3 separate regions of the Homo sapiens genome follow, and all the other regions are linked to region 3. A link is a contact called in ENCODE Hi-C or POLR2A ChIA-PET data. All regions are on one chromosome and are shown on one strand. Each heading gives the region's core, a stretch centred on a gene start or an enhancer-like site at or near the end of the contact. The rest is flanking DNA. Distances are from core to core; before and after follow the strand shown.

Region 1 (2,700 bases), core at 156-2,655, 350 kb after region 3:
ATCTCACAGTCCAGCACAATGGGCAGCACAGAGGAAACATTTGATATATGTCTGCTAATGTAATTAGCTAGTGAGATAGGGGCTGGGGCAAAGACAGTGTTGAACTAACTAGTTCACCAATTTGCTCTAGTCTTGGCTTTATCTGTGTAAGGGTAACTGATGCAAAGCAATAAATTACTTAAATATGATTTAAAAAATCTCCCTGTTCCATTGCTGTTACTTTATGAGCTTTCCAAGCATTCCTTATTATTTAGGTTTATTAAACATCATTAATCTTTTGGAATGGGTACTGTTTTGTAGAAATCTTTACATTCAATAACCTCCAAAGATGTCTCACATGCTTAAAAAAGACAATAGGCATGAGAGTTAGACGAAGAAGTGCATGAAATAGCTAATTCATTCATCAAATGTCTTGAGCATTGCCATGTGCCAGGCTCTGAGGATTCACTAGTGAGCAGAACAAATGTGGCCCCCATACCACAGAGCTACACATGAACATAATAGAAACATAATTACAATCTGGAACTAGATCCCAATAGGGACACAAGCCAGGGAGGGGGCACCTAATTCAGTTTAGGAGGACAGGGAAGTGCTCTTTAAGGAATGACATGAAGTGAAACCTACGTAAGAAAAGGCAACAAATACAGAGACTGTTTTCCGCAGAGGGATCAGCATATAAGACCATGAAGAAGAAAGAAATCTGGTACATTTTAGGAACTTTGCAAAGTGGGGACAAAAAGAGCTGGGTAAGGCAGGGCCTTGTAGTTAAATCCCTGGTCTGGTGTTGATCATAAGGGGAAGGGTCACGTAGAGCTGGCAATGAAAGGCTCCCACAGCCTTTCTGCATTCTCTGCTAACAGAAGTTAGCAACACGGCCCAGTGATTTTTAGTATACATTAAATGCAGCTCTACGTACATCATCCCATGCAGGCCTTGTACGGCATGTGTGGGGGCAGCTGTTCGTTTCCTCTGCAGCTTCCATCTCCATTTTTCCTCCCCAGGAGACCCCTGGTCATGTTCAGGTGGAGCCTCCCGTCCTCTGCTGTCACGTGCTTCAAGGGACACAGACCCTGTTCCTGGGTCCACAGGGGTGGTTCCTGATAGGCGAAGGGTATTAGTAAATGGCATTTCTCCGGGGAATCTTTTTGGGCTAGGGTGAGCACAGGATCTAAAATAGCCCAATCAGACTGAAGACAGAAGCTCAGATTCCATGGCTGGGAAAGTGTCCTTTCTCTCCCTTCCACTGTGCCAGTTACTCACAGTTATCTCTCATCCAAGGAAAGAACCTTCAACCCTCAGGTGAAGCCAACGCCAAGCACAGCAGAGCAGAGAGGTAGAAAGCACCTGGGCTCTCAGTAAAATGGTGGAGCTGCTGAGTCGACCCACCCCAAGGCCTGCCCTTCGTCGCTTACACTTCCTTATTGGTTGAGATCTTGCATTTGCTCCTCCCTTTGGTTCTTTGACACCACAATCGTAGCTCCCGCAACTCTCTGGTAAATCCCTTTCTGTCTCCTTTACTGGGTCCCCCCACACCTTCTAGTTTCTAAATGTGATTTTTAAATAAAAGTTTCTAAACGAAGTTACCTCTGAACATCTCTCCACTTTCTCTCAGGGAGATCTCAGCCACTCCCATGGCTTCCTTCTTTATTTAAAGGTCTGTTCGCCAAATGTTCACATTTCCTTACAACATCTCCAAGTGATGGTCCAGCTTTAATACTTCCAGTAAACTCACTGATAATGCAAATACATTCCAAATTGATATAGTTTCTCTTTAGAGTCAGCGGCTACTCCTGATTTCCCAACTTCAGAAGTAGTTGCTTAAAATGTATGCAAAAGAGCCAGAGGGTGTCTTGCGGAACCCAAGAACAGGAAGTGCATCTAGAAATCTGACCGCCTACGGGCACCCGGGCAGCTGCTCCTAAGCTCTCACTCAGAAGCCATCTCTGCATGGGCTTCCTTCTTCTCCGTTTTGCAGCCTGGCATCTTCATGTGGAAGCATGAGGCCAGCAACAGGTCACCAGCTGGCCCAATCACATCTTCAGCCTCCGAGAGAGATTGAGAGAGACAGAGAGAGAGAGAGAGAGAGAGAGAGAGATCTTTCTTTGCTTTAGTCCCAAGCTGAGGAAGAGTTCCGATTGACCCATCTTGGGTCCGGCGTCCCTAGACAAAGGCTGTGCATTTACACAGTGACCTCCACAACAGCCGTGGAGAGATGAGGGAGCAATGGATGCTTCCCAGGAGGGAAGGGTCCATTCCCAGAAAGGGAGGGAGGGCCAGGCTGCAAAAACAATGGGGACCCAGTACGAACAGGACAGAGGACCTTCCCTGTGAGTGAGGAGACAGCTCTCAGAGAAAGGAGTTATTAATGGTACAGGCAGAAGTTCCATGATTTCACCCAGGTCAGAGACCTTGGAGCCATTTTTGACTCCCTCTGTCAGACTCCCTCTGTCACTGTCCACCCACTTCCCTGATGTCCAATAAGACACTAACTCCTAGTACTTCTTTCTTTCTTGCTTGCTTTTTTTTTTTTTTTCTGAGACAGAAACAGTTTCACTTTTGCTGCCCAGGCTGGAATGCAATGGCACCATCTTGGCTTACTGCAACCTCTGCCTCCCAGGTTCGATTCTCCTGCCTTAGCCTCCCGAGTAGCTGGGATTACAGGCGCATGCCACCAGGCTCAGCTAATTTTTGTATTTTTAG
Region 2 (2,700 bases), core at 13-2,512, 380 kb after region 3:
TTGCTGGAGCGGCTCACAGAACTCAGGGAAACACTTATTACATTTACTGGTTTATTACAAAGGATATCGCAGAGGATACAAACGAAGAGGCATGTAAGGCGGGGTATCAGGGAAGGAGTGTGGAGCTGCCATGCCCTCCCTGGGCGCTACACTCCAGGAACCTCCCTGTGTTCAGCTATCCGGATAAAAGCTCCCTGAACCCTGTCCTCTTGAGCTTTTATGGAAGCTTCTTGACATCAGCATTCTTTCCCCCAGGGCATAGGGTGGGACCCTTGCATGGGAGAGTCTTAAAATCCACAATCAGAAAGGCGAGGGAATGTTAGAGTGAAAAGAGCTAGGGAGAAGGTCAGAGGCTGCCCCTGAGGCCTAATGCACCCAACATTCTAACAAAAGACTGAAACAAGGGCTATGGGAGTTATGAGCCAGGAACCCTCTTGGACGAAAACCAATCTATTTCATAACACCACACTGGGTGTCCCTATGTTGCCCAGGCTGGTCTCAAACTGGCCTCAAGCAATCCTCCCGCCTTGGTGTCCCAAAGTGTGGGGATTACAGGCATTAGCCACGGAACTCAACCCATCAAAGTGTTTGTTTTTGTTTTGTTTTGTTTTCGAGACATAGTCTCACTCTGTCACTCAGGCTGGAGTGCAGTGGTGCGATCTCGGCTCACAGCAACCTCTGCCTCCCGGGTTCAAGAGATTCTCCTGCCTCAACCTCCTGAGTAGCTGGAATTACAGGCATGCACCACCATGCCTGGCTAAATTTTGTATTTTTAGTAGAGATGGGGCTTCACCATATTGGTCAGACTGGTCTCGAACTCCTGACCTCGTGATCCATCCACCTCGGCCTCCCAAAGTGCTGGGATTACAGGCGTGAGCCACCACACCCAGCCTCTCAAAGTGTTTTAAATTCAGTTAATAAACCACTTATTCCCTGGAAACAGCTCCTGTCATGGCACAGCCCACTTCAGGAAAAGTTGTACCAGGCAGCCTGTGAGAACATTTTCAATAGAAATGAGTGGACCAGGAACAAATTTTATTCCTACTCAATGGCTGTGTTTTCTTTGGCAGAAGCTAGACCAAGTTTCACATCACAGTTGAGAGGAGACGTGCATAGGAACTGCGTCATCTGGTTCCACACTCGCTCCAGTGATGTTTGAGCCCCAGCATAGATCAGCATGCCAGGAAGCAGCCCACCGGACCCACCCCTGATCATGGCACTGGACATTGTTTTCCGTGCTTTTCTCAGGCTGGTTTCTGCCTGTCCCAACCCTGGCCATGGCTGACAAGGGGCCCAGGGACACTGGAGCAGAGAGACCTGCTGGTCCTTGGGGTTTCTTGCAAGGTAGGACTCTACATCCTCCCTTGGGAACTAATTGATCTGTCAGTAAAATGTAAACTTCTGACTCCATGGGTCTGTGAATCAGCTGCCTCTAAAGGGAAATATCCCAGGAGTGATGAAAACTTGAAGATCGAGGATTGGATATAAGCTCAGAGGTGAAGGAGGGAAATTCCTCGGGTCAACTTTAGCGGACTGATCCACGGGGTCTGCCAAGAGACAGGAGCTCGAGGGTTAAACCCAAGCACTCGGGAGTCAGATGTATGAATCTGAATCTCAGCCTCTCGGCTTGCTGTGTAATCTCAGGCAAGTGACTTTTCTGTTCTGTAAATCAGGCTGATAGCGGGGGAACCTCTCTCACAGGGCTGCTACAAAGATTGCATGAGATTTTGCTCAACAAATATTAGCTGTTGGCTCCAGAGTTTAATACCTCTGATCACTACAAGCTTTGAAGGCAAGATAAAATAACTTCAACATGTGAGTACCAGGAGGCCTTGGTGAAAAGCAAGCCTGCCGGGAGATAATGCCTGGCTGGGTCAGGATTCTTGGTGCTTATTGACCACTGGGCACTTCAGAGCAGAACTCATCAAAGCCTCTGTATTGGGACAAGGGCTAGGGTGGAGGGGAGGATTGGGAAGGGAGAGGGGAGACTGTCCTTCTTTCTACTAAAAGTTACTGGCAAGAGAATGGGAATTAACCAGGCCTGGAAAAGTAATTTAGGTATTAGAACTTTGAACTCTTTTTTTAAAAACAAAAGACAAAAACAGCTTTATTGGGATATAATTGACAAATAAAAATTGTGTATATTTAAGGTGTACAACTTGATGTTTTGATATATGTACACATTATGACATGATCACTACCATCAAGCTAATTCACATATCCATCACCTCATACAGTCACTATTTTCTTCTTTGTGTGTGTGAGAGATGAGAACACTTAAGATCTATCCTCAGCCGGATGTGGTGGCTCACGTCTATAATCCCAGCACTTTGGGAGGCTGAGGCAGGCGAATCACGAGGTCAAGAGATTGAGACCATCCTGGCCAACATGGTGAAACCCCATCTCTACTAAAAATACAAAAATTAGCTTGGCGTGGTGGCGCGTGCCTGTAGTCCTAGCTACTCGGAAGGCTGAGCCAGGAGAATCGCTTGAACCGGGGAGGCGGAGGTTGCAGTGAGCTGAGATCGCACCACTGCACTCCAGCCTGATGACAGAGTGAGACTCCATCTCAAAAAAAAAAACTATCCTCTTAGTAAATTTCCAGTATATAATACAGAATTGTTAACTATAGTCCCACGCTATACATTAGATCTCCACAACTTATTCATATTGCATAACTGAAACTTTGTACCCTTTGAC
Region 3 (2,700 bases), core at 17-2,516:
TAATAGAATTATTACAAGACAGTATTTTCAAGTGTTTGGAGAGTATCTGCTGAACCCCAATACCGCTCAGCATACATCTGCATACTAGAGGCTCACAGTTAAATCCTCACTTATTTCTACTTATTCGTCAGTGGGGGGGAAGAAATCAGAAAAAGAGGAAAAGAAAATCATAAACAGCCCCCAATGCCAGGCAGCCTGGCACGCAGCAGATGCCCTCAAATCTGGTGAAGGAATAAACGCAGTTTCCTACTCCTTTCGCCGAATGCAATTCAGAAAAGCATTACAGAGCACAACTCCTTCCAGGCTGGAAACGCTGCCAGAAAGCAGCTCTCGCTTCACCTCTGCCGGGGGACTCCGCCCTCTCCCCCAGCGCTCCAAGCGGAGACCGCAGGTCAGCAAGAACTGAAAACGCGTCTACTGGGCCAGGTCTCATGTTTATCTTATTTCCCCCTCACTCCACAGCACTCACTCCCCAGCTATTAAAACAGAGAAGAAAAAAAAGGAAAGAAAGATGGTAAGAATAAGACAGTAGGGTTAGGATCGGGGAGAGGGGCTTCAGCAAAAAACAGTTGCATCGCTCAGCCCCGGAAACTCATCCCGTCATCCCCAGACTCTCTCTCGGGAACTGGGCCCTACTTCAGAGATCCAGAAACAAAAATTGTAGCGTCGAGATGGTTAGGGCCGAGTCTACTTCTTTCGCCGGTTGGGCCTCAGAGCCCCAAGGCCGCCCTGCTATACTGCGCGACTGCACCGCGGGCCAGAGCGCGCCCCTAGCTCGAGGCTGCCAGCGGACACCGGGAAACTGAGCGGCCTGCGGGTCCAGACATCTGAGGAACGCCGCGCTCAGGCCCGTGCCTGCAGCCCGGTCCGCAGAGGGGGGGGGCCGCTCCCCCCGGTCGCCCAGTCGGGTCGCGCCGGTCCTTTCTCAGGGTGACCGCGTTCCTTCCGCCCAGAGAGGGCAAAGAGTCCCGCTCCCTCGTGTGCATCTCCCGCCCGCGCTCCGGAGCGCCCCCTAGGAAGAAAGCCCGAGCGGCGGCCACGCCTCGGTGGCGATTTTATTAGCGCTTGGTTGGGGTGGCCCGGCTGCCTGCGAGCGGGGTTTCCCCGCCCCTCCCCCCTTCCCCTCCCCCCAGGCGGCCGGAACCTCCCTGCGGAGCGGAGTGATACCGGCGGCGGCGTAGAGCGCGGTGCGGCCGAGGGGCGCCCGGGACTGCGCGGGGCGGGCGGCGGCGGAGGGAGGAGGGGAGAGAGGCGGGGCCGGGGCGGGTTGTTGTGAGGCGACTGCGCTACTGCCGGAGCGGGGCGGTTATGGCGGCTCCATATTAACAGCCTCCTCCTCCTCCGCCGCCGCCGCCGTCTCCTCCTCCTCCTCCTTTCCCTCCCGCCCGCGCTCTAAGCCATCTCCGCCTTCACCCTGACGCCTGCCTCTTCCCCTCACCTTTCCCCCTCCCCTGTTCTACCATGCCCGGCATGATGGAGAAAGGGCCCGAGTTACTGGGGAAGAACCGATCGGCCAACGGCAGCGCCAAGAGCCCGGCAGGCGGCGGCGGCAGCGGCGCCTCGTCCACCAACGGCGGGCTGCACTACTCAGAGCCCGAGAGCGGCTGCAGCAGCGACGACGAGCACGGTGGTAGCCTCGAACTCCTCCCCGCCAGCCCGCCTGCCCCCCTCCCTCTTCCCCTCCCCCAGCCCCCTCCCCTCGCCGCTCTCCCGCCCTCCCTCCCCTCAGAGCCTGGGCGCTGCGGTAGCCTCGAACTCCCGGTGCAGTGCAGCAGCACCCCCGCGACCCCCCGTCCCTCCGCCCTCGACCAATCCTCCGCCTTTGCCCCCCCCCGCTCCCCGCCCCCAATCCGCTGCCATCTCCCGGAGTGCCCCGAGTTGATATCTTCCCATCCACCCGCCGCTTCTTTCCTCCATCTAGCGATTTTTATTTTTTAAGTGTCTCTTCCTTTTTCTTTCTTTTCTTCTTTTTTATTTTTTATATATATTTTTTGGCATTGCTTTGCAGATGTTGGGATGAGAGTCGGAGCCGAATACCAAGCTCGGATCCCTGAATTTGATCCAGGTAGATATATTTGCTTAAGCAAAATCTCATATCCCCTTTCCTGGGCTTGGTTTGGGGTGGACGGGCTAGGAGTCCGGGCATGGGGCCGGGAGGGGATGCGGGGTTGGGCTGGGCAGGCATCCGTGGCGGGGAGGCTGTCAGGCTTGGCCGGGCTGTGACACTGGGCGTGTGGGCAGATGTGTGCACTGCAAGGTTAACATGGTTCCCTTCGGAGGCCACTTGCCCGCTGGGGGCATCGCCTTCCTAGCCCTTGAGCCTGGGGCAGGGTCGGGGTGAGCAGAGGGAGACGGCCCTTGGCGGAGTCCAGGGTCCGAGGCCGCGGGCTGGAGGAGCAGGCGTGCGGACTGTATGGACGAACCGTGCAAATGTCAATTGCCACCTCGCTCGCCCCGGCGCCGAGGGCCGCGCTCTGTCGGGCGGGTGGCAGAGGCCAGGGCGGCTGTCACCGGCCGGGGAAGCCAAGGGCGAGCCCTGCCGACCTGTGCGCAGCCGGGATTGTCTCTTTTCTTTCTTTTTGGCTAGGTGGTGTAGCTTTGGTCGCGGCAGCTCTGCGGAGTGCAGGAGCCGCGGAGAGAAAGGGGTGGGGGAAGGGGGTGGGGAGACGCCAGCGGCAGGCACACCTCGCTCGCCAGCCA

The links. A loop is a pair of places that touch in the nucleus more often than their neighbours do. ChIA-PET counts read pairs that join two places held with the same protein, here RNA polymerase II (POLR2A). Pooled maps may share reads with other maps.
Region 1: a map with no recorded cell type shows a loop between it and region 3 (10-fold over the local background). The contact joins the enhancer-like site here to the promoter of RCOR3 in region 3. A Hi-C loop is called at or near these places in 1 of 37 single-sample maps with no recorded cell type and 3 of 50 pooled maps. POLR2A ChIA-PET finds 5 or more read pairs at or near these places in 3 of 52 experiments (H1, MCF 10A and activated T-cell).
Region 2: a map of endothelial cell of umbilical vein shows a loop between it and region 3 (8-fold over the local background). The contact joins the promoter of NTRAS here to the promoter of RCOR3 in region 3. A Hi-C loop is called at or near these places in 3 of 168 maps with a recorded cell type or tissue (HCT116, ascending aorta and endothelial cell of umbilical vein) and 11 of 50 pooled maps. POLR2A ChIA-PET finds 5 or more read pairs at or near these places in 4 of 52 experiments (H1, MCF 10A, Panc1 and 1 more).

The regions. Positions count from the first base shown.
Region 1 is chr1:211,605,191-211,607,890 of GRCh38, forward strand. LOC105372903 (a long non-coding RNA gene) reads right to left here. Exons shown (of 2, transcript XR_001738450.2): 2 at 1-2,043. Among named protein-coding and RNA genes, the nearest start is that of SLC30A1, 27 kb to the left of the region's middle. Within about 2 kb of position 1,406, at least 10 of the 41 ENCODE cell types and tissues checked have a DNase peak (open chromatin) inside an H3K27ac peak, as active enhancers do.
Region 2 is chr1:211,638,546-211,641,245 of GRCh38, forward strand. NTRAS (non-coding transcript regulating alternative splicing) reads left to right here and starts at 1,263. Exons shown (of 3, transcript NR_131925.1): 1 at 1,263-1,344; 2 at 1,674-1,815.
Region 3 is chr1:211,258,100-211,260,799 of GRCh38, forward strand. It overlaps RCOR3 (REST corepressor 3), which reads left to right and starts at 1,267. Exons shown (of 12, transcript NM_001136223.3): 1 at 1,267-1,627; 2 at 2,009-2,065. The coding sequence starts at 1,462. LOC105372902 (a long non-coding RNA gene) reads right to left here and starts at 1,093. Exons shown (of 2, transcript XR_922552.3): 1 at 637-1,093; 2 at 1-476. RefSeq lists enhancers at 86-205, 480-981, 1,484-1,983 and silencers at 686-1,475, 1,546-1,845.